2 separate regions of the Homo sapiens genome follow, and region 1 is linked to region 2. Evidence: read pairs that join two places in POLR2A ChIA-PET (ENCODE). Cell type or tissue: B cell. All regions are shown on one strand. Links, peaks and the distances in the headings refer to the core of each region. The heading gives the core; the rest is flanking DNA.

What was found. Peaks named below come from ENCODE experiments on the same cell type or tissue, not always from the same donor. Only the 100,000 strongest peaks of a DNase experiment are listed, where the experiment ranks them.
Region 1: POLR2A ChIA-PET joins it to region 2 with 12 read pairs; 14 of 35 experiments call an interaction of 5 or more read pairs at or near these places.

The regions. Positions count from the first base shown.
Region 1 is chr22:41,922,614-41,925,476 of GRCh38, forward strand. TNFRSF13C (TNF receptor superfamily member 13C) reads right to left here. Exons shown (of 3, transcript NM_052945.4): 3 at 1-2,863. The coding sequence ends at 2,754. It overlaps MIR378I (microRNA 378i), which reads right to left and starts at 684; the gene lies at 609-684. RefSeq lists an enhancer at 2,420-2,863. In B cell, for the core only: no CTCF peak of the experiment used is centred there; DNase peaks (open chromatin) are centred at 447, 1,490, 1,900 and 2,538; H3K4me3 peaks cover 1,442 bases; H3K27ac peaks cover 2,500 bases.
Region 2 is chr22:41,789,516-41,792,423 of GRCh38, forward strand. The region is part of intron 26 of MEI1 (meiotic double-stranded break formation protein 1); the gene reads left to right. Among named protein-coding and RNA genes, the nearest start is that of CCDC134, 9.7 kb to the right of the region's middle. In B cell, for the core only: no CTCF peak of the experiment used is centred there; no DNase peak of the experiment used is centred there.

The DNA of each region.
Region 1 (2,863 bases), core at 349-2,848, 130 kb after region 2:
CCCTGGCTGTAGCAAAAGATGGGGTGGGAGATGGGGGTGTCCAGGAGAAGATGGGGTGGGGGAGATGGGGTGGCCAGGAGAAGATGGGGTGGCCAGGAGAAGATGGGGTGGGAGATGGGGTGGCCAGGAGAAGATGGGGTGGGAGATGGGGTGTCAAGAGAAGATGGGGTGGGAGATGGGGTGGCCAGGAGAAGATGGGGTGGGAGCTGGGGTGGCCAGGAAAAGATGGGGTGGGGCAGATGGGGTGGCCAGGAGCAGCTCAGACTCCCCCAACTCCAGATGGAAGGGGAGTGGATGGCTGGGCCCATGTGGGCCTGACCCCACCAAACCTCTCCCACACCTACTGCTTGTCACTTGACCTCACCCTGTCACCTGGCTCCCTGGGGGCAGGGGCATCTGAGATGGGTTCATGGAGCAAATAGCCAGGCAGAGACCTGGATGTGAGTGGCCACTGTCTTCCAAGCTGGGCACACAACAGGTCCTTGGGACAGGAAGCACTGAGTCCAGAGGCCTGGCAAGGGACAGGAGGGGCAGGAGAAGCAGGGGTCTACAGGTGGCTCTGGTGGCAGCTCAGGGGGAGGCAGGCAGAAAACATCTGATGCACAGAACAGAACATGCCCAGGGCCCAAGAGTGGGAAAACAGCACCCAGAACTCCACCTTCTGACTCCTAGTCCAGTGCTCCCTTCCAAAGATGCTAAGCTGCAACAAGTTCCAAGGAAGCTGCCCAGGGCGAAGTCCAGGTCAGGAGGTTCTGACCCTGTGCAGGAGGGCAGGTAGGAGGCGGCTGACTGAGTGCACAGTGTCGTCCAGGAGTGGAAAGAGATGGTCTTGTCCCCAGACCCCAGAGCAAGGAACACCATTGTAAGAGGAGGGAGCAGCTTCCACTGTGACGGTGGGTGACCAGGGGGCTGGCACAGGATGGCCAAATAAGCCCAGCACTGGGGGGCCAGTGCTTCAGGGGAACAAGCCAGAGAGAGAAGGGAGTTCAAGGGACCTCATGTCCACCTGGTTCAAGGTCACACGCCTGCCCTGGCCTCTACACAAAGGAGCCTCCTGTAGGTCCCAGCCCTTCCATGTTTATGGCTAAATGTGCTGTGTCTTGGAGCAGCTGGAACCCCAGGTGGACCCTGAGAGAGCTACCTGCCAGCATGTTCCTTCAGCTCGAGTTTGGAGTCCAGCCCTGGAGGCTGCGCACCTCCTCCCAAATGCAGGCTTGTGGCTCTGGAAGCTGCCACTGGGGTCAAAATGGCATCTTAGGTTCTGGCAGATTGGGCCAATCTCAGGGTTGACCCTGGGGTACAGATACCTGAGAATCAGCAAAATCCAGCTCAATCTTTTCTCCTTTGTTATTTCTTAAAATAATCTTGTACTAAATCCCAAAGCAAGCGAACCCATGAATTGATTATTCACTGCTGCCATTTGCATCAGTTTAAAAGCAGGACGGCTCTGAGGGCAGGTATTAAAGAAATAGAGGCCAGGCCCGGCGCCTCCTGCCTATAATCCCAGCCCTTCGGGGAGGACTGCCTGAGGCCAGGAGTTTGAGACTGGCCTGGGCAACATACCGAGACCCTGTCTTTAAAAAAAAAAAAAGGCCAGCCACGGTGGCTCACGCCTGTAATCCTAGCACTTTGGGAGGCTGAGGCGGGCGGATCACGAGGTCAGGAGATCGAGACCATCCTGGCTAATACGGTGACACCCCGTCTCTACTAAAAATACAAAAAAAATTAGCCGGGCGTGATGGCGGGCGCCTATAGTCCCAGCTACTCAGGAGGCTCAGGCAGGAGAATGGTGTGAACCCAGGAGGCGGAGCTTGAAGTGAGCCGAAATTGCGTCACTGCACTCCAGCCTAGGCGACAGAGCGAGACTCTGTCTCAAAAAAAAAAAAAAAAAAAAAATTAGCTGGGCAAGGTGGAGCACCTGTAGTCCCACCTACTCAGGAGGCTGAAGCAGAAAGATTGCTTGAGCCCAGGCTGCAATTAGCTGGGGACCCATCGTTGCACTCCAGCCTGCGTGATACAGCAAGACCCTGTCTCAAAAAAAACCAAAACACAAAACAAGGCCGGGCATGGTGGCTCATGCCTGTAATCCCAGCACTTTGGGAGGCCGAGCAGGGCGGATCACGAGGTCAGGAGATCGAGACCATCCTGGCCAACATGGTGAAATCCCGTCTCTACTAAAAATACAAAAATTAGCTGGCTGTGGTGGTGCGTGCCTGTAATCCCAGCTATTCGGGAGGCTGAGGCAGGAGAATCACTTGAACCAAGGAGTCGGAGGTTACAGTGAGGCGAGATCGCGCCACTGTACTCCAGCCTGGCGACAGAGCAAGACTCGTCTCAAAAAAAAAAAAAAAAAAAAAAAAAAAAAATCAAACAAACACAAAAAACCACCCAACTACAAATTAGGCATCCTCCCACTTGGTCTTTTTTCAGATTCATTTTGGCTTAATGGTGCCTTCCCCATTTTAAAAGCGGTCTTTTACTCATAGTGCCCCAGCCTTTTGAAGGCACAGGAACAGGAGCTGGGCTACCACCTTCAAGGGCTGTCAAAGATGGTGAGGTCTGAAGCCAAAGGCAAGCACACCAAACTCCATGGGGGCTGAATGCTGTGGTCTGTAGTGTCTGTGCTTCTGCAGAGTTAGCCTGGTCCCAGAAAGAGGGCATGTGCATGCTGGAGTGAAGAGCTGAATTTGATTTCCAAGCCCCTGGCTGGGGGTCCAGAGGGAGGGCAGGGGCCACCTCCTGCCGGCTCCCTGCTATTGTTGCTCAGGGCCGGCCGTCTTGGTGGTCACCAGTTCAGTGGAGCCCAGCTCTGTGGCTGGCACAGGGACACTGTGGCCAGGTGGGGTGGTTCCTGGGTCTTCCC
Region 2 (2,908 bases), core at 311-2,810:
TTTTAAGTATATGGGTCAGTGGCATTAAGTACATTCACATTGTTGTGCAACTTTCACCATCATCCATCTCTAGATCTTTTCATCTTCCCAAACTGAAACTCTGTACCCATTAAACAATTCCCCAGTCCCCTCCCCCAGCCCCTGGCATCTACCATTTTACTTGCTATCTCTATGAATTTGACTACTGTAGGGACCTCATGTAAGTGGAATCCTGTATTTGTCTCTCTGGTAGTTTTTGACTGTCTGTCCTCAACAGTCCCTGGGAAGGGGAACCCAACCTGAGAAGCTCATGACTCCCCCTGTAGAAGGTGCTGGGCCTACCCTGCTTATGGGAGGGTATTGCTGAGGAGCCTGTCTTAGCCTCACAGTGACTGCCCTATAATTGCCTAGTGAACAGGACCAAGTAGGCTTTTCCTCTTTTCTCTCACTGTCACACTCTCGAGAAATTTCCTGGCCTTCTTTGTTCAGCCACAATGTCCCCTCTGTCACTGCCCAGGACCTCATGGCTATAGCTAAGCCTCCTTCATTCCCTTCAACCAGTTTGTTGTTTAAAACTAGTTTGTTTGTTTTTTTGTTTTGTTTTTTGAGACAGACTCTCATTCTGTTGTCCAGGCTGGAGTGCAGTGGCGTGATCTTGGCTCACTGCAACCTCTGCCTTCCAGTTGCAAGAGATTCTCGTGCCTCAGCCTACCAAGTAGCTGGGATTACAGGCACTTGCCACCATACCTGGCTAATTTTTTGTATGTTTAGTAGAGACAGGGTTTCGCCATGTTGGCCAGGTTGGTCTCAAAACTCCTGGCCTCAAGTGATCTGCCTGCCTTGGCATCCCAAAGTTCTGGGATTACAGGTGTGAGCCACCGCACCCGGTCTTAAAACTCGCTTTTTATTCATTTCTTCATTCATTTGTTCAATGATTCATACATTCAGCAAATATTTATTCCACAGTAACCCAGCAATAGAGGAAATCCCTCTCCCTTGAGCTCCCAGAATGGTTCATTCAGCTGTGAATTGAGTATCACATTATCATATTTTATTATATGATAGTGGTTTACATTATCTTCTTCCACTGAACTTCTTTTTTTCTTTTTTTTTTCTGAGACAGAGTCTCACTCTGTCACCCAGGCTGGAGTGCAATGGCGCGATCTCGGCTCACTTACAACCTCTGCCTCCTGGGTTCAAGTGATTCTCCTGCCTCACCCTCCTGAGCAGCTGGGACTACAGGCTCCCGCCACCATGTCTGGCTAATTTTGTATTTTTAGTAGAGACAAGGTTTCACCATATTGGCCAGGTTGGTCTCGAACTCCTGACCTTGTGATCCGCCCACCTCAGCCCCGAAGTGCTGGGATTACAGGCGTGAGCCACCACACCTGGTCTGAAAACTTCTTTTAGGCAAAAATGCCCCGTGTGGGAAGTCAGAGGAGGCTTCACAGAGAAGGTGACATTTGAACTCAGCCTTGAAGGGTGTCTAGGCAGAGGTATAGAGGGAAGGGCATTCCGGCAGGACAACAGCATGTATAAAATCACATATTCTGAAAGTGCATGCTGGGGTGTGGGGTGTGATGAAGCAGAAAATGAGACAAAAAGCTGGGCAGAGCCAAACTGAGCCATGCCTCATACATTAGGCTAAGAATCACTGTGCGAACTGTGGAAGGACATCTATCAGACTGTGTGTTTGAAAGCTCTCTCTCGGGCTGGGTACTATGGCTCATGCTTGTAATCCTAGCACTCAGGGAGGCCAAGGTGGGTGGATTGCTTGAGTCTACGAGTTCCAGACCAGCCTGGGCAACACAGCACAACCCTATCTCTATAAAAAATACAAAAAATTAGCTGGACGTGGTGGCACATGCCTGTAGTTCCATCTACTCAGGAGGCTGAGATGGGAGGATCACCTAAGCCCAGGAGGTTGAAGCCAAAGTGAGCTGTCATGATGCCACTGAGCTGCAGCCTGGGTGACAGAGTGAGACCTGTCTCAAAAGAAAAAAAGCAAGTTCCCTCTCAGCCACAGTGGGAAAGATGGGGGCAAGGAGAGTGCCTGGAGGTAAGGCAACTGGTGAACAAGAGGCTGTACATGCAGATGACAGCTAGGCCATCCTCATACCCATGAGGGTGGCTAAAATAAGAACACAGATAATAGCAAGTGTTGACAGGAGGTGGAGAATGTCCACACAAAACCTTGTATCTGAATGTCCATAGCAGCACTATTCATAATGATGAAAAAGTGGAAACAACCCCAATGTCCATCAACTGATGAATGGACAAATTGTATATCCATACAATGAAATACTATTTGACCATACAAAGGAATGAAGTACTGACACATGCTACAACATGGATGAACCTTGAGAACATTAAGTGAAAGAAGTCAGATACAAAAGAGCACATATTATGATTCTGCTTATGAGAAATGTCTGGAAAAGGCAAATTCATGGAGACAGAAAGTAGATTAGTAGTTGCCTAGGGCTGAGTGGAGAGATGGGGGAATGAAGAGTGACTGCTGAGTATGGGGTTTCTTTTTAGGGGTGATGAAAATATTCTTGAATTACATTGCTGTGCAACTCTATGGATATAATTTTAAAAAACTACTGAATTATATCCTTTAAAGGATGAGTATTATGGTTTGTGAATTATATCTCGATAAAACTATACTTTTAAAAACTGGTGTCAAGGGAGAAAAATGACAGTGAAGCCTAAGCTAGGGCTCTGGGTGCTGGTCCTCCTTGACACCTCTGGGCCAAAGCAGCCTGGTGGCACCAGCACTACAAACTGAGTGCTGATCAGCTATGCAGAATCTTCAGCAGTTGGGTGGCCCAGTGCAGTGCAGTGGAAGGTACAGTATCTAGAGTCACAGGAATCTGTGTCAAAGCCCCTGCCCAGCCTCTGACTTGAAAATGTTTAGCAAGTCACTTTT